2 separate regions of the Homo sapiens genome follow, and region 1 is linked to region 2. The links are chromatin contacts, found by POLR2A ChIA-PET in ENCODE. All regions are on one chromosome and are shown on one strand. The core of a region is the stretch at or near the end of the contact, and the rest is flanking DNA. Distances in the headings are between cores, read along the strand shown. Region 1 overlaps MRNIP (MRN complex interacting protein). Region 2 holds the start of RUFY1-AS1 (RUFY1 antisense RNA 1).

Region 1 (7,754 bases), core at 1,632-4,131, 250 kb after region 2:
AGGCAGATGTTAAGAGCCTGAATTTGAGATCCTGGGTCCTGCTATGGCACAGGCAGATGGTACAAGACGGAATTTGAGAGGATGCGTCCTGCTATGGCACAGGCAGATGGTACGAGATGGAATTTGAGAGCATGCGTCCTGCTATGGCACAGGCAGAATCAGCTTCAGGGTGTGACAGCCGCTCTGCTGTCGCCATCTTGAAATTCTTAACAGTCTGGCCTTTGAACCTGTGTTTTTTAAGTGAAGTGTGCTGGGACAATGGAGCACATCTGTGATCAGACACACACACTATACGTGTCCAGTGTTCCTCAACACCCCACTGGCAGGAGCATTCTTGATGTCCCGTGAGCACAGAATTCTGGTGGACTCCCAGTGCCTGGCAGCTAGTAAGTCAAGTGAGAACTGAGAACCAACCGTTGTTTTTAGCAACACAGAGACCACTGCTGACGCTGACAGAAGCAATTGTAATGGACACGTAGGGAGTGCAGTCCTGTTTGGAGCACATTCGCCTGAGAACGGAGAAGAGTAGCTGGAGGGGGAAATGGCAAAGACCAGGCTGGCATAACCAGTAGCGGTGTGCTCTTCCATAGGGCAGGGACTGCTGGATGGATACTGAAGCGCATTCTTCCCGAAAACTAGATGTCATTTTCCAGTGTGCGTGTGGTCAGGGGTGGCCACGAAACCAGCCTCTTTCCATGGCACTGTCACTTGCTTCCCAGCCTGGCCCTCAAAGCCTCTCGGTAGCTCCTCCAAGCACCTGCCCTTCTCAGTGGCTAGAAGCACAGTGGCTAGAAGCAGCTACAGATGAGCCTCAGGGAATAGAAGCAGCTCAAGATGGCAGGAGCTTGGATCCCTGAGCAACCACATCAAGGGCAGCGCCCTGCTGACCTTATCATCTTCCCAGGACTGTTATGAGAGCAAGAGAAACGTCTATTGTATTAAGCCACCACAATTTTGGTGTGTTTGTTACTGTGGCCTAGTCAGCCATACACCACATACCACACACAGCACAGAGGCATTGAGGGGAGTAAGAAGGCTTCCTCAAGGAGAATGTAGAAATATATACATCTCAAACAAGCCATGCTCACCATGTGGGGTGTCTGCCTACCTGGTAAGCCAGCCCCTCTCTTCTGAGACCCAATCCCAGTTGACTGGACCAGAGGTGGGCATCCGAGTCAGCCTGGGCCAACCAGGTTGCTTCTCCTAGGAATTTATAATTGAGACTCAGCTCTTCCAGTTGGCTTGGAATGAGATTCTATGGACTTGGAGCAGAGAATCTGACTGAACAGTCTGGGGAGAAACAGAAAGGGAAGGAGAGGAGAAAATAGAGTAAAGATATAGGGAGAAGCTGGGTGATGGGCAGGAAAAGCTGATGTCTGGCTTGTTGGCAGCTTTTCAGTTCTTGGGGCTAGTTTTTCAAGGGACCGGGGATGAAGTTCTGCCCTTGGATTCCCTAAGAGATCTCATTACCTTGCCAGCACTTTATTTATTTATTTATTTATTTTTTAACTTTGCTGAACCCATTCTGAAGTGTTTTTTTTCCCTTTTTTAAAAAAAATATCAGCCAGGCACGGTGGCTCACGCCTGTAACCCCAGCACTTTGGGAGGCCAAGGTGGGCAGATCACGAGGTCAGGAGATTGACACCATCCTGGCTAACATGGTGAAACCCCATCTCTACTAAAAATACAAAATATTAGCCGGGCGTGGTGGTGGGAGCCTGTGGTCCCAGCTACTCAGGAGGCTGAGGCAGGAGAATGGCGTAAACCCAGGGGGCGGAGCTTGCAGTGAGCGAGATCGCACCACTGCACTCCAGCCTGAGTGACAGAGCGAGACTCCGTCTAAAAAAAAATAAAAAAATAAAAAATATCAGGTGAAGGCACTCACCAACATTATGAAATGTTTTTGTCTACGGAGGCAGGTGGATCATTTGAGGTCAGGAGTTCAAGACCAGCCTGGCCAACATGGTGAAACCCCGTCTCTATTAAACATACAAAAAACAAATTAGCTGGGTGTGGTGGCATGCATCTGTAGTCCCAGATACTCAGGAGGCTGAGGCAGGAAAACTGCTTAAACCCGGGAGGCGAAGGTTGCAGTGAGCCGAGATTGCGCCACTGCACTCCAGCCTGCATGACAGAGAGAGACTCCATGTCAAAAAAAAAAAAAACCCCAAAAAACAGCAATTTAACTTTTAGGACTTTGTCCTAAGTAAACAGTAAACAGCTGGTCACGTGGATAAAGAGGTTTTTGTGAAAAGCTTCACGGTAGAGTTGTGCATAACAGTCAAAAGGGAAATCAACCTAAATGCCCAACAAGGTTGGGCCAGTTCCTTACTCACTCCACAAACACCGAGCACTGTGCTAGGTGCTGCGGATACACCAGCAAATAAAAAGCCTCTGTTCTCACGGAACTTACAGCCTTAGATGGACAATCCGTGCATAAACACATGACTATGTAACTTCCATAGGATACTGAGAAGAGGGAGGGGAACTCCACAGTGAGCACAAAGGCCTGAAGAGGGAGCAAATTTGGGTTTAAGGTCAGAAAGAAAGCACATGGCTGTAGAAGGAGAGGAAAGATGAGAGGTGAAGGGAGAGGTGGCACTGGGGCTGGAGCAGGAAAAGAGCAAGTTCAGTAAGGCAAAGGATGCAGGACAGTTTGGGGTCCTAGAGTTCAGGAGGGGCAATACGGATGGACTGAAAAGACGTACTGAATGCCAGCTGCAAACAGCTGGATGAGAGCATTTACAGCCTGCCCCTGCCTGCCTCCACTTCCTGAGCCCACTATCCCACACCTCCACCTCCACCAACGGCCTCTGCCCTTCCCCGGCTGCCCTGATTCCTCTGTCATCTTCTCACAGTCCCCAGTGCTTTCCTTTCCTTGTGCTCAGCCGAGTTTTAAATTATGCAGATGCATGTGTGCATTAGTTTCTCTTCCCCTTCCACACAAGTGCATCTGTGAGGGCAAGAATGACAATGGGCTTACTTTCCACTGTTCCCCTTGTGCTTGGCACACAGAAAGTACTCAAGAAATACTTGCTGAATGAAGAATCAAATGGCAGTACCTTTCCAGATTCTGCTCCATCCATTTCACTTCCTGAAGGAACAGGAAGCTCGGAAGCAGGAGCTCCGTGTCTGGGGAACTCTGTTTGAGAGAGGATGATCCCAGCTGTGGCATGCTGGGACTCCCTGGAAGGGCTCGCTGCAGGCCTGCGCCCCACTTGCTTTCTGTTTTGTAGGACTCACCTGCAAAAAGGACTGCTTCTCTCCACAAGCTTTGCATGTCCACTTGACACTCTTTTTTACCTGCAATGAAATTTCAGAAATACAACTCAGATAATTATTTAAAACAAAATGGAATTGGGCTGGACTCGGTGGCTCATGCCTGTAATCCCCCTTTGGGAGGCCGAGGCGGGCAGATCACAAGGTCAGGAGTTCGAGACCAGCCTGACCAATATGGTGAAACCCAGTCTCTACTAAAAATACAAAAATTAGCCAGGCATGGTGGCGGGCACCTGTAATCCCAGCTACTCAGGAGGCTGAGACAGGAGAATCGCTTAAACCTGGGAGGTGGAGGTTGCAGTGAGCCAAGATTGCACCACTGCACTCCAGCCTACACGACAGGGTGAGACTCCATCTCAAAAAAACAAACAAACAAACAAAAAACAAATGGAATTGGATCTGAAATTTTTTTTTTTTAAATCCCAAGTAGCTGGGATTACAGGTGTGTACCACCACGCCCAGCTAATTTTTGTATTTTAGTAGAGATGGGGTTTCACCATGTTGACCAGGCTGTTCTCAAACTCCTGACCTCAAGTGATCCACCTGCCTTGGCCTCCCACAGTGCTGGGATTACAGGTGTGAGCCACCATGCCTGGCCTGAAATAATTTTTTTTTTTTTTTTTTTGAGACAGAGTCTGGCTCTGCTGCCCAGGCTGGAGTGCAGCGGCGCAATCTCGGCTCACTGCAAGCTCCCCCTCCCGGGTTCACGCCATTCTCCTGTGTCAGCCTCCCGAGTAGCTGGGACTACAGGTGCCCGCCACCACGCCTGGCTAATTTTTTGTATTTTTAGTAGAGACGGGGTTTCACCGTGTTGGCCAGGATGGTCTCGATCTCCTGACCTGGTGATCCACCCGCCTCGGCCTCCCAAAGTGCTGGGATTACAGGCGTGAGCCACCAGGGCTGGATCTGGCCTGAAATAATTTTAAAAACTGATGGAAGGAGTCCAGAAACAAACCAAAGCATGTGTAAACATTTAGCGTATCATAATCATAAAGGTGGTACTTTAAAAGTGAGAAAAGAACAGACTATTTAACAAGTCCGGGTTGGTGCTGGGAAAACTGGCTATCTGTATGAAACACAATCAAATTGGGCTGGGCACAGTGGCTTGAGCCTGTAGTCTCAGCGACGAGGGAGGCCAAGACTACTCGAGCCCAGGAGTTTGAGGCCAGCCCGGGTAGCATGGCAAGAGGCTGTCTCACAAAACCAAATCCAAACAAAACAAAACCACTCTGAAAGACCCAAATTGAAGCTGTAAAAAAAAATTCCATAATATTCCTGTCTCGCAAAACCAAATCCAAACAAAACAAAAACACTCCGTAAGACTCAAATTGAAGCTGTAAAAAAAATTCCATAATATTTAAATTCTTGTTAAACTTGGGTCTAAAAAAAATTCCGTAACATTTATTTTCAATTCTTGTTAAACCTGACTAGATGTGTTCTCTCTTAACATATAAAATGCCTAAAACCCACTCTAATGCTGGAGAATCTTTACCAGCATTCCACATGGAAGTCAAGAACAAGCCAGGGTTGCCCGCTATTATTTACCATTTTTTTCTGGATGTACTAGCCAATGGAATTAGAAGAAAGTTGTAAGATGTATAAAAATTATAAAGGAGCGGAAAACCCTATCATTATTTATAGACATAATTATAATACCTGAAATAACTCCTGACCTCAAATGATCTGCAGACCTCGGCCTCCCAAAGAAAAGCCAATTTTTTAATTTTAATTTTAATTTTAATTTTTTTGAGACGGAGTTTCGCTCTTATTGCCCAGGCTGGAGTGCAATGGTGAGATCTCGGCTTAGTGCAACCTCCACCTCCCAGGTTCAAGAGATTCTCCTGCCTCAGTCTCCCAAGTAGCTGGGATTACAGGCACGTGCCACCACGCCCGGCTAACTTTGTGGTTTTAGCAGAGACAGGGTTTCATCATGTTGGTCAGGCTGGTCTCGAACTCCTGACCTCAAGTGACCCACCCAAAGTGCTGGGATTAAAGGCATGAACCACCAGCCCGGCTGCTACCTGACATAATTTTTTATCCGAAAACCAACATAATGAAATGAGAAGCCACTAAAACCAGATAGTCTAATACAGTGGTTAGGTACAAAATTAAGATACCTTCAAAAATTAATATAGCTTTTATATGAGCAGACATCTAATTAGAACACATAATTGATAAAGAGTCCATTTATAACAGCAACAAATAAAATGTTACCAAGGGATACCAAGGTTACTTGAAGAAACGTAATGGATCATGTTTAACACCACAAAGATGTCTAGGTTGATCCATTAACATTAATACGATTAATATGATCCTAATACAAAATCATGAGGTTTTCGGGGGAAGTATCCAAAAGGATTCTAAGGAGGACAATGAGCACCTACCAAAAATTGAACTGGGTAATGACTTAGCAATTTTACTTCTCAGCTTCTACCTTAAAACACCAATAAAACTGTGGATTTTCTATGAGTATATAAACAAGTAAGAAAAGTTGTTTTTTTTTTTTTTTTTTTGAGACAGAGTCTGGCTCTGTTGCCCAGGCTGGAGCACTGTGGCGTGATCTCGGCTCACTGCAACCTCTGCCTCCTGGATTCAAGTGATTCTCCTGCCTCAGCCTCCCAAGTAGCTGCGATTACAGGTGCCCGCCACCACGACCTGTATTTTTTGTATTTTTAGTAGAGACGGGGTTTCACAACATTGCCCAGGCTGGTCTCGAACTCCTGACCTCATGATCTGCCCCCCTCGGCCTCCCAAAGTGCTGGGATTACAGGTGTGAGCCACCGCACCCGGCCAAGAAAAGCCTTTTTAAAAGTTTAGGACTCACAGAACCTGGTAAAGGAATTAATTGTGGGAACTGCTGAGATAGTATGGTTCTGCCACTCCCTAGATGGAGAAACCACTTGATTCCCGTGTATTTCGGAATTCTCATGTCTCTAAGATGGGAATGATGCCTAAGTCAAAGGTTGTTGAAGTTAAACGTGTTAAAGTAGTACACAGCCGACTTGCAATTAAAATTAAAGTAGTACATAGCCGACTTGCCGTCCTCTTTGGTTTCAAGTAATTTTTCTTTGTTTTTGAGACAGGGTCTGGCTGTCGCCCAGGCTGGAGTGCAGTGGTGTGAACACGGCTCACTGCAACCTCTACCTCCTGGACTGAAGCGATTCTCCTGCCTCAGCGACCCTGAGTAGCTAGGACTACAGATGCGCGCCACTACATCTAGCTATTTTATTTTGAATTTTAGTAGAGACAAGGTCTCGCTACGTTGCCCAGGCTGCTCTGGAACTTCTGAGCTCAAGTGATCTGCCCTAGTGGGCTTCCCAAAGTGCTGAGATTATGGGCGTGAGCCACCGGGGCCAAGCAACTCACATTTCATAAGGTTGAAAATGACCACGAGGGTCAGGGGCGCTGGCTCACACCCGTAGTCCCGGCACTTTGGGAGCTAAGGCGGGAAGAACACTTGAGCCCAGGAGTTCCAGACCAGCCTGGGCAACACGGCCGAAACCTCATTCCTACAAAAAATATAAAAATTAGCTGGGGATGGTGGCCCACACCTGTAGTACCAGCTACGTGGGAGGCTGAGGTGGATCAGCTGAGCCCGGGAGATGCAGGTTGCAGCGAGCTGTGATTGTTACCACTGCACTCCAATCTGGGCGACAAAGCGAGACCTTGTCTCAAAATAAATAAGTAAATAAATAAATAAATAACACTGGTGAACATGGAAGAGTGAAACAGGAAAACAAACAAGGAAATAGAGGCCGGGCGCAGTGGCTCACACCCGTAACACCAGCACTGTAATCCCAGCACTTTCGGAGGCCGAGGCGGGCAGATCACGAGGTCAAGAGATGGAGACCTTCCTGGTCAACATGGTGAAACCCCGTCTCTACTAAAAATACAAAAATTAACTGGGCTTGGTGGCGCGCGCCTGTAATCCAAGCTATTCGGGAGGCTGAAGCAGGAGAATCGCTTGAACCCAGGAGGCGGAGGTTGCAGTGAGCCGAGATCACGCTACTGCACTCCAGCCTGGCGACAGAGTGAGACGTGAGACTCTGTCTCAAAAACAAAAAAAGGAAATAAAAATAAACGGAAAATTTGTTTTTAAAAAACAGCATGAAACATTAGACGTGGAATAATTTAAAAATGCAAATGATCTCCCTTTATTTGCAACTCTTAGGACCCAGCTCCCGAAAGAAAATAAGTAAAAAGTTTCTGAGCCCTTAAAATGGCCCTTACAAACGCTTAGCATTAAATGCAAGCTTACAGACACATACTCAGCATCTTGCTGACTTTTTAACATACCTCTTAAACAAGTCTGATCCACGCCGGGCACAATGGCTCTCGCCTGTAATCCCAGCACTTTGGGAGGCCGAGGCAGGCGGGTCACCTGAGGTCAGGAGTTCGAGACCGGCCTGACCAACATGGAGAAACCCTGTCTCTATTAAAAACACAAAATTAGCTGGGCATGGTGGCGCATGCCT
Region 2 (6,613 bases), core at 3,067-5,566:
CAGGGTCGGGTCATCCCTGGGAAGCAGACCGACCCCAGCCCTCCACTTCCCCTACATCACCTCAGTTCCATGGAGGACCCTCTCACTTGGAGGCATGGCCTGGATGCTGTGGGCTTCAGAGGGCGAGAGAAGTGGGGTCCAGCAGGCCTTCACTGTCTGGCTGTGGAACTGGACCTCCCAGGAAACTCCGAGGCCGTGTGGAACATTTGCCCTAATGTAAAATCATCGGCTGTTTTCCCAGAGGGGAGGAGGCTCTGCGATCCTGGATGGAGCTGACTGCAGCCTGGGGCGCTCTGGGGGGCTCCTCCCACGTGGGGATGGCGTGCCCTCTTCTCAGGCCCCTGCGCTGCCGAGCGCTGCAGGAAAACTGAGCCCAAAGCAGACCTCCCCTCGGCACCTGCCCCGGAGGGGCCTTCAGGGCCAGGGTGGCTTCTGGACCTGGATTTTGTTGTGTTGAACGTGGTAATGGACACACTGCACGATTCGAGCGAGTCAGGAAAGGCCCTTTTGATTTCCATTGGAAAGTGCCTGGAGTTGTTGGGGAAGGGAGAGCTTCCTCAAGAGCCAGATCAGGCTTGGAGAGTGGAAGGGAGGAAGTGGAGGGCAGAAGAGGACTTTCAGAAAGTCCCGCCTCATCACGGGGCATACCTCCTTTATTCTGCTTCAGAATGCTTCTGTCAAAAGATTCGAATTACACAATTACAGCCCGCCCCAACAATAGGAACAAAACAATGTCTAATAACCCCAGTTAAGCCACAGCTTTGTGCTTTGCAAGCCTGTGCATGGAAGCAGAAGCTACGGCACAGGGTGTGCAGAGAGCCACCCCGCCACTCGGGCCCGAGCTCCACCGCTGCTCCCAGTGGTCCCAGAAACCCCAGTTACTTTCTGGGTCTCCATCCTGGCCTTAACAGACTGGCTCAAGGTGCACTGGCCCCAGGTGTCAGTGCCGTTGCCCCCTGGGGAACTCCCTCCGTGCAGGGCTCCTCACATGGTCTAGCCAGCCTCCAAGTGGTCTAGCCATGAAATGAGGTCCCAGGTCACCCCCTTCATCATCCTTGACCAGTGCTTTCCAAAAAAGCAGCTTTTTCAGAATTGAACAGGAAACCACCTTTCAAACTAGTCTTTGCTGATGCAAGGTTCGTGTGATTTTGTGTACAGTTCTTCTATAGATTTTTTGAGATAGCAATCTGTTTTGTAAAATGTTTATCTTTTAAAAAGAAGCTCAAATAGGCAAAGCCTCATTTGTCCTATGATGGTAACTTTTTTTTTTTTTTTTTTTTTTTTTTTTTTGAGACGGAGTCTTGCTCTGTTGCCCAGGCTGGAGTGCAGTGGTGTGATCTCGGCTCACTGCAACCTCCGCCTCCCCAGTTCAAGCGATTCTCCTGCCTCAGCCTCCCGAGTAGTTGGGATTGCAGGCATGTGCCACCATGCCCTGCTAATTTTTGTATTTTTAACTAAAGGAGGGGTTTTGCCATGTTGGCCAGGCTGGTCTTGAATGCCTGACCTCAGGTGATCCGCCCACCTCAGCCTCCCAGTGCTGGGATTACAGGTGTGAGCCACTGCGCCCAGCTGAGGGTAACTATTTTTAATGTGGCTGATGAATGTAACTATCCTGTCCCATGTCTCTGTCCCCAGCTGCAGAGCCCTCGTCGAGTGCTTGCCTTTTAGCTGCCCAGTGTCAAGAGTAAGCTAGCAAGAAATAATCTTGAATGACATTAATACAGGACTGCATTTTGCTCTTTTTTTTGGTTTTGTTTTGTTTGAGATGGAGTCTTGCTCTGTCGCCCAGGCTGGAGTACAGTAGCACCATCTCGGCTCACTGCAACCTCCGCCTCCCGGGTTCAAGCAGTTCTCTTGCCTCAGCCTCCCAAGTAGCTGGGATTACAGGTGCCTGCCACCACACCCAGCTAATTTCTGTATTTTTAGTGGAGACAGGGTTGCACCATGTTGGCCGGGTTGGCCTCAAACTCCTGACCTCAGGTGATCCACCTGTCTTGGCCTCCCAAAGTGCTGGAAGTATAGGCATAAGCCACTGTGCCTGGCCACCTTTTGCTCTTGAAAAACATTCTGATCTGCTTGTTGCTCTGGTTGCTGAATCTTTTTTTTTTTTTTAAAGGCCAGTGCAGTGGCTCACGCCTGTAATCCCAGCACTTTGGGAGGCCGAGGCGGGCAGATCACGAGGTCAGGAGTTTGAGACCATCCTGGCCAACATGGTGAAACCCCGTCTCTACTGAAAATACAAAAATTAGCAGGGCATGGTGGCGGGCACCTGTAGTCCCAGCTACTTGGGAGGCTGAGGCAGGAGAATCGCTTGAACCCAGGAGGCGGAGGTTGCAGTGAGCCAAGATCGTGCCACTGCACTCCAGCCTGGCAACAGAGCAAGACCCTGTCTCAAAAAAAAAAAAAAAAAAAAAAAAAAGGACCGTGTAATCCTCTGTCCAGCATCTGGTTGGTTTGTTCATTTTAGGAGTTGCGGGAGCTTCAGGACGAGAAGGCAGAGCTGCAGAAGATCTGCGAGGAGCAGGAACAAGCCCTCCAGGAAATGGGCCTGCACCTCAGCCAGTAAGAACCCCACTCCCCTTGTCTGCCACTGCAGGCACACCAGGCTACCCACCACATCCCTCAGGCCCCAAACCTACCTCCTTTTGGCGAACGGAGGGTGGGCCATTTAGGAGCTCAGTCCGCCGTTCACGGATGAGCTCTCAGGAAGCCCGGCCTCAGAGGGGCCCAGCACTGATCTCTGCTACCCACATGGGGTGTCAGCGAGCTCTTAGTTAATTCAGGAAGCACGTTCATTCCTAGTGACCAGGACACTCCTATTCCTTAGCTTCATATCCAGGGCCTGAGGGAACAGATGGGCAATGAGAGGATCGCTTGGTCAGCCTACAGTCAGGCCAGAGGGAGCAGGGCTGGTTTGGGAACGGAAGCCTGGCACAGTAGAGGTGCACTCACCCGCCTTGCACAGCACAGCCCCCTTCCTTTCGGGGAACTGGCCACTGCATCCGCCAGAGTCTGTCTGTCTCTGCTGCAGGTGCTGATGGGGTGCAGACCCTGGTAGTTCTGCTCCCCTCTGACTTGACAGCTCTCCTCCTTGGTGTCCCAGTCTAGATAGGTTGCTGTGGACGCCTGGGCCTTGGGGTGGATCACACTGCGGACTGTGGAACTTGCCCATTTGTGTGATGATTCTGCATTTTCAACATAGTGGGTAGCTTTTCTCCTCGAGTCAGGGCGCATGGTTGCAAGTAACAGAAATCCAACTCAAAGTGGCTTAAGCAAAAGAAGCCATCAGGAATCGGTCTCTGTCTCCTACCTCTGCTATCCTGTCTGCCTCACAGGTGGGTCTGGACCCTGCAGGGGCAAAACAGCACTCAGCAAGGCCATCTATCAGAGGAACAAACTCCCTCTTCTTTGTGCATAGCTGCCAGGATCACCCGAGATTGACCCTGCTCCCGAGTACCCATGCCTGACATAAGCACCATGACCAAGGAGATGGGGCTCACGACCTCAGCACAGCCTGGTCTGCACCAGAAATTTGTAGAGTCTAGTACTATTAAGAAAATAGGCCGGGTGCGGTGGCTCACGCCTGTAATCTCAGCACTTTGGGAGACTGAGGTGAGCAGATCACCTGAGGTCAGGAGTTCGAGACCAGCCTGGCCAACATAGTGAAGCCCCGTCTCTACTAAAAATACAAAAATTAGCCAGGCATGGTGGGCACCTGTAATCCCAGCTACTCGGGAGGCTGAGACAGCAGCATCGCTTGAACCCGGGAGGCAGAGGTTGCAGTAAGCCGAGATTGCACCACTGCACTCCAGCCTGGGCAACAAAAGTGAGAATCCATCTCAAAAAAAAAAAACAAATAGCTGGTCAGGGAATCTGATGTCTCTGGTGGGAATGCGGTCTGCCCACTCCCAGATGCAGGTGCTGGCCACTCGCCGTCTCTCCTGTGCCTCTTACCTTTCTAGACTAGCCCATGGCCGCTGCTTCCTCCCCTCCCACCCTCCGCCCTGCCTGCCACCCACTCAGCTGAGTGCCCTGTGCTGCTCCCGTCTGGCCTGTCAACTTGCCGTGCTCTGGCCCGTTCCTTCCCAACCCCCAGGGAGCTCCTTGAGGGACGCAAGGCCCAGTGTCTGTCCCCATGCTCAGAGCATAGGCCAGCTGTGAGGGCATCCCGAGAGCACTCACCAGAAGCAGACGTGGAACAGAGCTGGCGTGGAGCTGGCTTCTGGGGTTTGCAGCCAGTGTTTTCCTCTTTACATTGGATGGACAGCAAGGCAGTGTCACAGGTCCCCTCCTAGTGGACCATAGACCTCGAAACTGTGGTTGGTCTCTGATCTTTAAAATGTATCATTGTGGCCGGGTGTGGTGGCTCATGCCTGTAATCCCAGCCCTTTGGGAGGCTGAGGTGGGTGGATCACCTGAGGTCAGGAGTTCAAGACCAGCCTGACCAACGTGGAGAAACCCCATCTCTACTAAAAATATAAAATTAGCCGGGCATGGTGGAGCGCGCCTGTAATCCCAGCTACTCAGGAGGCTGAGGCAGGAGAATCGCTTGAACCTGGGAGGCGGAGGTTGCGGTGAGCCGAGATCGCGCCATTGCACTCCAGCCTGGGCAATAAGAGTGAAACTCTGTCTCAAAAACAAACAAACAAATGTATTGTTGCACTTTGTGGCCGCCTGGCACTACCGGCTAACCTAGCTTCCAAATCCCAGTGTGAGCTGCCTGGCCACCATTCCCTCCCAGTGAGTGCTGTGGGTGTCACAGCATCAGGTGTTTGCAAACCCAGACAGGACTACCTGAGGAGTTGCTTTTGTGCTCTCTCCCCTCTTCCCTTCTTCCTCTTGCAAGCCTATACCGGATGACAGAGATGGCAAAGCCTCTTCGCAGGCCCTACATTAGCTACAGGAACAGTTTCCAGTTTCATTGGCTTGGGAACATCTGGATTCTTCCTAAATTGTGTTTCCCAGAGTTCTTGTATGTTCAGTTTGCCTTGTTGACCTGGCTTCCCAAGGTCTGTCCATCTGCGCAGCCTCTTCTCATCCTGTCAATCTGCTGGCCTATTTCCTGTTTCTGCAGCCGGACCAGGAAGGGAAGGAGCTGCCTCCCGATCTTTAGTAAAAGCCACAGGGATTTTTCTAAATGCCCTGATGCTGTTTTCTAATCCCTCCCTTCGAAGTCTAGCCTGTGTTTCCCAGAGACCTGCCATTTTGTCACTGAGATGAGTCTAATCTGATGATAGTTCAGACTGATCTCAGCTTTTAAGAAAGACCCAGGCCAGGCTGGGCGTGGGGGCTCAGGCCTCTAATCCCAGCACTTTGGGAGGCCGAGGCAGGTGGATCACTTGAGGTCAGGAGTTCAAGACCAGCCAGGCCAATATGGTGAAACCCCATCTCTAGTAAAAGTACAAGAAAATAAGCTGGGTGTGGTGTCGGGCGCCTGTCATCCCAGCTACTTGGGAAGCTGAGGCAGGAGAATTGCTTGAGCCCAGGAAGCAGAGGTTGCAGTGAGCCGAGATCACACCACCGCACTCCAGCCTGGCCAATGCAGCAAGACTCCATCTCAAAAAAAAAAAAGAAAAAAAGAAAAAGGCTCAGGCCTATAATCCTAGCACTTTGGGAGGCTGAGGCAGGTGGGTCAATTGAGGTCAGGAGTTCAAGACCAGCCTGGGCAACATGGCAAAACCCCACCTCTAGAAAAAATACAAAAATTAGCCAGGCGTGATGGCATGCACCTGTAGTCGCAGCTACTTGGGAGACTAAAGTGAGAGGATCACTTGAGCCCAGGAGGTCAAGGTTGCAGTGAGCCATGATTGCACCACTGCATTCCAGCCTGGGCAATATAGCAAGATCCTGTCTCAAAAAAAAAAAAAAAAGGATCAGACTGTTTCCCTCAATTGCACAAACTGCTTCATTTTATTTGGTTTAGTTCTGCCAATTTAGACCATGTTCAGTCCTGTCTCTTGTGTAAACAAAGGAATTGTTCTGACACTGAACAAGAATGGAGCAAGAACAAATGGCTATGCCATCTGAGCCTTCCCCCTTCCAGACAGCAGGCAGCAGAATGGAGGCCGGGGAGAAGCCTGCAGACTCAGGTTCCTGCTGGGGAGAGCGGTAGAGACTAGTGCAGAACAGGGCCAGGTCTTGGACTTCTGGCCTCAGGCCATCCTCTCGCCTCAGCCTCCCTCAAAGTCTTTTTGAGCCCCTGCAGGCTAAGCAGTGTGTTCTCGTGCCAGATGCAGTCCCAGGCTCAGCCTCAGCCCTCAGCAGACGGGAGCCAGTGTGATGAGGCAACTCTGGGATTGTACAGAGGCGGAAGGCATTTTAACAACTCACGTTCTGGGTCTCCTCACAAGTCCGGTATCCTCACAAAGCTAGTCCTGAGAGCCAGCTGTGTTAGGGATTCAGAGCCTCACTCTCTCTCACTGCTATGAAATGGCCTTTTTTTTTTCCTTAGGTCCAAGCTGAAGATGGAAGATATAAAAGAAGTGAACCAGGCACTGAAGGTACTGCCTTGCTAAGAACCACTTCTTTGCTGTCAGCTTGTGCTGACTGCCCGTGTGCTCGTACGTTTAAGTATCCCAACAGTCAGGTGAGAGCGTGTGGTTGAGGCAGTGGT

The links. ChIA-PET counts read pairs that join two places held with the same protein, here RNA polymerase II (POLR2A).
Region 1: POLR2A ChIA-PET joins it to region 2 with 18 read pairs in activated T-cell. The contact joins the enhancer-like site here to the promoter of RUFY1-AS1 in region 2. POLR2A ChIA-PET finds 5 or more read pairs at or near these places in 4 of 52 experiments (Caco-2, activated CD4-positive, alpha-beta T cell and activated T-cell).

What each region holds. Positions count from the first base shown.
Region 1 is chr5:179,850,135-179,857,888 of GRCh38, forward strand. It overlaps MRNIP (MRN complex interacting protein), which reads right to left. Exons shown (of 7, transcript NM_016175.4): 2 at 3,244-3,303. Among named protein-coding and RNA genes, the nearest start is that of MRNIP, 4.8 kb to the right of the region's middle. RefSeq lists a silencer at 1,509-1,668 and an enhancer at 2,211-2,260. Within about 2 kb of position 2,882, at least 4 of the 41 ENCODE cell types and tissues checked have a DNase peak (open chromatin) inside an H3K27ac peak, as active enhancers do.
Region 2 is chr5:179,599,425-179,606,037 of GRCh38, forward strand. RUFY1-AS1 (RUFY1 antisense RNA 1) reads right to left here and starts at 4,317. Exons shown (of 9, transcript NR_110560.1): 1 at 4,183-4,317; 2 at 2,953-3,348; 3 at 2,640-2,842; 4 at 649-674; 5 at 61-211. RUFY1 (RUN and FYVE domain containing 1) reads left to right here. Exons shown (of 18, transcript NM_025158.5): 15 at 2,468-2,562; 16 at 6,452-6,500. The region is part of intron 4 of LOC128966623 (a long non-coding RNA gene); the gene reads left to right.